Linked DNA regions of Homo sapiens: region 1 is linked to region 2. The links are chromatin loops, found by intact Hi-C in ENCODE. Cell type or tissue: gastrocnemius medialis. All regions are shown on one strand. Each heading gives the region's core, and the rest is flanking DNA. Links, peaks and the distances in the headings are about the cores only.

Region 1 (2,911 bases), core at 267-2,766, 220 kb before region 2:
GACTTTGCATTCAAGGAGAATCATTTCTCTAGGAAGCTCAAGGCATTTTATAAACCAAGCAACCGCTAGAGTAAGCATAATAATTCATTGTTAATAGAGAATACTCTCAGTTAGCAGGTAGAAATTTCTTTAAACTTTGAAAATAGCTATAGACTTCCCTTTCTCAAATAAACCCCTCTTTAAAATACAAGACTGTTGAATAAGCCATACTGCAGGAAACCATGCAAGATTTGTTGAAATAGGAAAGAGCGAAACTCCATCTCAAAAAAAAAAAAGGAAGAAAAAGAAAAAAAGGAAAGAGAAGTAGGACTCTGTTTAGATTTCTTACTTACTACTATGAGTTTTCAGAAATCTTGGATACAGCAAAGTATCAAATGTCAAAGTAAAAAAAATGAGAAGCACAGTTTTAAAAACAGCAGTGAATTTACCAAATTATCTCCTTTTCCATCCCCCGATCCATTTCCACACACTGCATCCTGCTTTGTGCCCTAGGAGGGCAATCTCTAGGGATGCATCTCTGGACCCCTTTGCCTTCCAGCTTCCTGTTGGTTTCAGCCACACAGGAAGAGGCTCCATCCAGCAGGCTGTCATGGGGCAGAAGCAGAGAGGGGTGGGATTTCATTACCCTGTTCCCTCCCCGTTGGGCCACTGCCTGGATGTGGCTGCTCTCCCTACAGCCAGAGGTCCTGTCAGGTAGCCCCATCCATGCTTCAGCTCTCATAGGCTGCAGTCCCCTTTAGCCATTTTTTTTTTTTTTTTTTTTGCGTGGCTTCACCCTGCCGTCAGCCCTGCAGGGCTCACCATGCCTTATTACTATTTCTAACACTGCCCACTCCCTGAGAAATGCGCTGGTTATTAATGACTTCTGAAATACTCCTTCAAGTGGGCCCTCTGTTTCCCGCCGTGGCTCTAATTGAAAGAATGACTTTTTTGTGTGTGTCTAAGTCTGTTTGGGCTACTGTAACAGAATACCATAGACTGTGTGGCATAAAAACAACAGAATTTTGTTTCTCACAGTCCCAGAAGCTGGGAAGTCCAAGATCAAAACACTGGCAGATTTGCTGTCTGGCAAGGGCCCACTTTCTGGTTCACAAACAGGGTCTTCTTGCTGTGTCCTCACATGGTGAAAGGGACAAGGGAGTTCTCTGGGGCCTCTTTTATAAGGCGCTAATCCCATTCACGAAAGTTTTGTCCTCATGACCCAATCACCTCCCAAAGGTCCCATCTCCTAATACTATCATATTGGGGATTAGATTTCAACACATAATTTGGGAGGAGGGCAAAAACATTCAGTCTATAGCAATGCACTTTAATCTTGTTACCAGGGTATGCCAAGAGAAAAGCACCAGTAGTGCACCCCGAGGGTGCTTATCTTTCTGAGATCAGCTTTTTCTTTTCCAAATGGGAAAACTATCTCATTGTGCAGAAATCCACAATGATAATGTCTACACCAGAGGAAAAGTGTTTGAAATCTTGCAAACTCTGTGTGGTTGTAAGCAGTGAGAGATATAGAGTTTGAGAGCTTGGAGGAGGCTCTGCAGAAGCAGTGGTGATGAGAAGGTGCACCCAGTGTGCAGAGAATAAGAAAAAGAGCAAAACAGGCCGGAGGGGAGGGAGACACTGGGAGCTTATGAGGACCAGGTGCAATGCCCTTGAAATCTGCCAGGGGAGTCTGCAAGTCCACGCTTTACATGCTCAGCAGGGGCAGAAACCCTGCCTGAGGTGAGAGCTGATTCATTCTGAGAGATCACTGGAGACAAGGAGGGGGCAACCTAAGCAGACAGAAGACATGATAAAATGAATGTCAACAGCCCCTCTTGGCTGAAGGACAAATAATAATTCCTTAGGGAAGAGAAAGGACCACTGGAACTCAACTCAGTGTCATAAAGTTCACCTAGAGGCAAAATGTCAGACATCTGTAGTTAGTAAAATCATTTAATTTAAATGTTCAGCAAATCTAGTTATAGTATGACCTGTAGCATCCTCACTGAGTCCTTCTCAAGCTGCACGGCTGGTCTTAATAGCTCCCTTTTTAAAACCCAGAGAGGCTATATTTTTGTATCTGAAAATATCTGATGCCAGGTGGACTAGGCCAACCATCTGTTTATTTAATGGGTGCCCAGAAAGGGAGAGAATGTCCAGCCCACTTGTCAGACAGAGGTAAGGGGACACAAAATTCATCTCTGCATACAGATTTATACTTTCAGAAAAAGGAAAGTAGGGAACACACAGAATTGTAAAAGTTTAGAGCATGGAGAAGGCACAGATACCTCCTGTGCCAGCTTCCTCACCTGCCATTTTACAGATGAGGAAAGTGAGGTCCCAAAAAGATTAAGGACTTCCCCACTCTCACAAGATCAATGCTAGAATACATGTTTCTATAGTCCCAGCACATTCCTGTCTAGGCAGGATAAACAGCCCGGATAACATCTAATTCTCTGGGTCCGCCCCCTGCAACAGTTGGAAGATTCTTGGATTCTTGCAAATACGAAGACCTCTAAGGTCAGTGAGGATGTCCACATATCTCCAGTTCACATTGCTGCATGTACACGCTGTTAACATTTCTTGAGAGTATATCAACTGAAGATACTTCACTTTTTTCTCCAAGACAAATCACAAGTTTATTGCAAGTAACAGAGCTTCCTTTGGATTTCTACACAAGGAAAAATAGCAATGGCTAGACTCAAACCCGGACCCTTTCATGGGGCCACCTAGTCAACTTGTTTGCTGCAAGCAGTTTGGCTGGTGGACTAGAAATTGTTTTGTGAAGTGAGATGACATTTAATAGTCACATTCTTGTTTCATGAAAACCCTTTCCAAAATAGCTATTGAGAAAGGAAACCATTCTTACTGGAATGTTTACAAATCAACTTCACAGTCACTTCACTGGACCTCCCTTGACATCTGTTGA
Region 2 (2,911 bases), core at 169-2,668:
ACAGGTGTGGTCTGTGGCCGAGAAGACTTGGAGTGAAACACAGGTATGGTCTGTGTCTGAGGAAACCTAGAGTAGGGCATGGGTGTGGTCTGTGCCTGAGGAAACCTGGAGTGGGGGACAGGTGTGGTCTGCGACTGATGGGACCTGGATTGGGGTACAGGTGTGGTCTGTGGCTGAGGGGACCTGGATTGGGGGACAGGTGTGGTCTGTGACTGATGGGACCTGGAGTGGGGGACAGGTGTGGTCTGTGGCTGAGGGGACCTGCAGTGGGGGACAGGTGTGGTCTGTGACTGATGGGACCTGGAGTGGGGGACAGGTGTGGTCTGTGGCTGAGGGGACCTGGAGTGGGGGACAGGTGTGGTCTGTGACTGATGGGACCTGGAGTGGAGGACAGGTATGGTCTGTGGCTGAGGGGACGTGGAGTGGGGGACAGGTGTGGTCTGTGGCTGAGGGGACGTGGAGTGGGGGACAGGTGTGGTCTGTGGCTGAGGGGACCTGGAGTGGGGGACAGGTGTGGTCTGTGGCTGAGGGGACCTGGAGTGGGGGACAGGTGTGGTCTGTGGCTGAGGGGACGTGGAGTGGGGGACAGGTGTGGTCTGTAGCTGAGGGGACCTGGAGTGGGGGACAGATGTGGTCTAGGCCTCCCCTTGCTGCACATTGCTGTGGAGGGGACTTGTTCTTCCCCAGCCCCCTGCCCTTTCCTTCTTTAGGGTGAAGACCTCCAGGATATTGAGGCAGGAAGAAGGGACAGAGAGGAACAAGCCTTTTATGGTATGTGGGGGTGGGTATGTGTTATTTGGGGGCTGCTTCTTTGTTTTAACTGTATCAGCTACTGCTGTGGTCTTCTGTTAGCACTCGCGCCTTCTCTAGTTTCCACAAATGGCCCTCAATGTCATTGCATGGCAGGTGTATGCTGGGCTTGCTTTTGTTGGTGACATGAGGGGAACAAGCTCATGCTGGGACTCACCTCGGAGACCTGACAGCGCCTTCTCCCTGCCTTCCACTGAGCTTGGAGATTCTCTGTCTCCCACTTTCTCTTGCTCTCAGTGGTCTCCCCTTACAGAGGCTTTCTTAAGGGCAAACCTGCACTCCTGAGGGATCCAGCAGGGCCCGGGGAAAGTCACTATTCTGGCCACACCAAAGGGTAGGAGCAGAGCAGCGTCACTGCCTTCCTCCCCCCTGCCTTCCCTCCCAGTCCTCTTGCTTGCTGGGGTTGGCTGGGGCAGGTCTGCAAGACCCATGCTGGGCAGGTGTCCACGCAGGGAACCACACACTCACCTTCCTGCAATGTCCTGTGTTCATCTCCTGGAGCCTCCTACTCCTGGGCTTGTGGTGGGCACCTTTCCTCTGCTGAGCCATTCTGCCCTTTCGCTTATGCATGTCCCTAGTGATCCCTACTGGGCAAAGGAAAAGCCCCACTCAACCCAATAGCTAACCCAATAAAGCAGGTGAGATGGGCCTTGTCCCTGCCACTGAGCCACACTGCTAAGTGGAGGAAAATGTGACCTCCTTCAGGCCTGAGAATATCATTTGCCTTCTGCAAATAGGACCAGCTAATGTTATCAAGGAGGGCTTAGGGCAGGTTTTATTTCAGTAGGGGGCCTTTTCAGGGACTGGGACTAAAACAGGATCCCCTGAGCGCCGAAGCTGGGCACCAGTGGATTCCTGAGCGCCTCCCAAAAGCCATTAGAGGGCAACAGGCTCCCCTGTGTGGGCATCTTCTGCTATTGCATCTGCACAAAATCGCAGTGTCTGAAAATTAAAATGACTCATAATCCCACATGCAGAAATAATCCTGTTACCATGCTGTTGCATTTACTTCCAGGAGGCTTTTCATGAGCACGGTAAGTATGTGAGTCTACATCCCTCTTTGTTCACTTAATTGCCCAAGACAACTCAATTTTGCCACTCAGCCATTTTTAAAATATAAAGTAAATGTTGCACAAAACAGTGAAATCATTGCTGGAATACTGAGGAACGGTCACTTATTTTATACTCAATAGTTTCTCTTTCTCCTCTCCCTCTCACATGCACACACAATTTTTAGGGAATCTTTATTCTTCCAGGTAGGAGTTGGAGGTGGGAGGAGAGCAGGGAGTTTCCTCCATGCCCTCTTCAGTGTGTGCCCCAAATTTGCCAGATGCTTTTTACATGAGAAACTTGTGACGTAGAAACCTGCTAGGCCAGGCACAGTGGCTCACACCTGTAATCCGAGCACTTTGGGAGGCTGAGGCAAGCGGATCGCTTGAGCCCAGGAGTTCAAGACCAGCCTGGGTAACACAGTGAGACCCCTGTCTCTACACAAAATCCAAAAAATTAGCCAGGTGTGGTGGCATATGCCTGTAGTCCCAGCTACCCAGAAGGCTGAGGAGGGAAGATCACCTGAGCCTAGGAGTTCGAGGCTGCAGTGAGCCACGATAGCGCCACTGCACTCCAGCCTGGGTGACAGAGTGAGACCCTGTTTCAAAAAAAAAAAAAAGAAAGAAACTTGCTACTTTACAGATAAATAACCTCAGTTCAGAAGAATGAAATGACTTTCCAAGGTCACACAGCTAATGGTGTTAAGACCAAGAATTAAGCACAGTCTTTGATGACCCCAAAGCCGTTATCTCTGAGATACTAGACCTACAAGATAGAGCTCCCTCCCACCCCTGGAAATGGTGTCATCAACTGACATCAGTTGGGACAGTTTCCAAAGTTATTTTTGATCAATTTTACACATTCAGCCAGAATGGCTCCAGCTCACCCCCAGTTGTCTCCAGATAGGCACTCACATTGCCCTCTAAGAAATCACTCCTGGGGCCCCAGTTGGTGAAGGATGTTCTAGATCCTGGAAATTCTCCCCGCAGTTGTACTTTAGCACCTGTAACAAGAGATATGATGCTGTGTTGCCAGGAAGTCCCAAGCTGAG

What was found. Hi-C counts contacts between places; a loop is a spot of excess contacts. Peaks named below come from ENCODE experiments on the same cell type or tissue, not always from the same donor. Only the 100,000 strongest peaks of a DNase experiment are listed, where the experiment ranks them.
Region 1: a loop joins it to region 2, with 8 times the contacts of the local background. A loop is called at or near these places in 2 of 110 quality-filtered maps.

Annotation. Positions count from the first base shown.
Region 1 is chr2:18,065,870-18,068,780 of GRCh38, reverse strand. No RefSeq gene overlaps it. Among named protein-coding and RNA genes, the nearest start is that of KCNS3, 190 kb to the right of the region's middle. In gastrocnemius medialis, for the core only: no CTCF peak of the experiment used is centred there; no DNase peak of the experiment used is centred there; H3K27ac peaks cover 363 bases.
Region 2 is chr2:17,850,719-17,853,629 of GRCh38, reverse strand. No RefSeq gene overlaps it. Among named protein-coding and RNA genes, the nearest start is that of KCNS3, 26 kb to the left of the region's middle. In gastrocnemius medialis, for the core only: a CTCF peak has its summit at 1,712 (motif pointing right); a DNase peak (open chromatin) is centred at 1,689.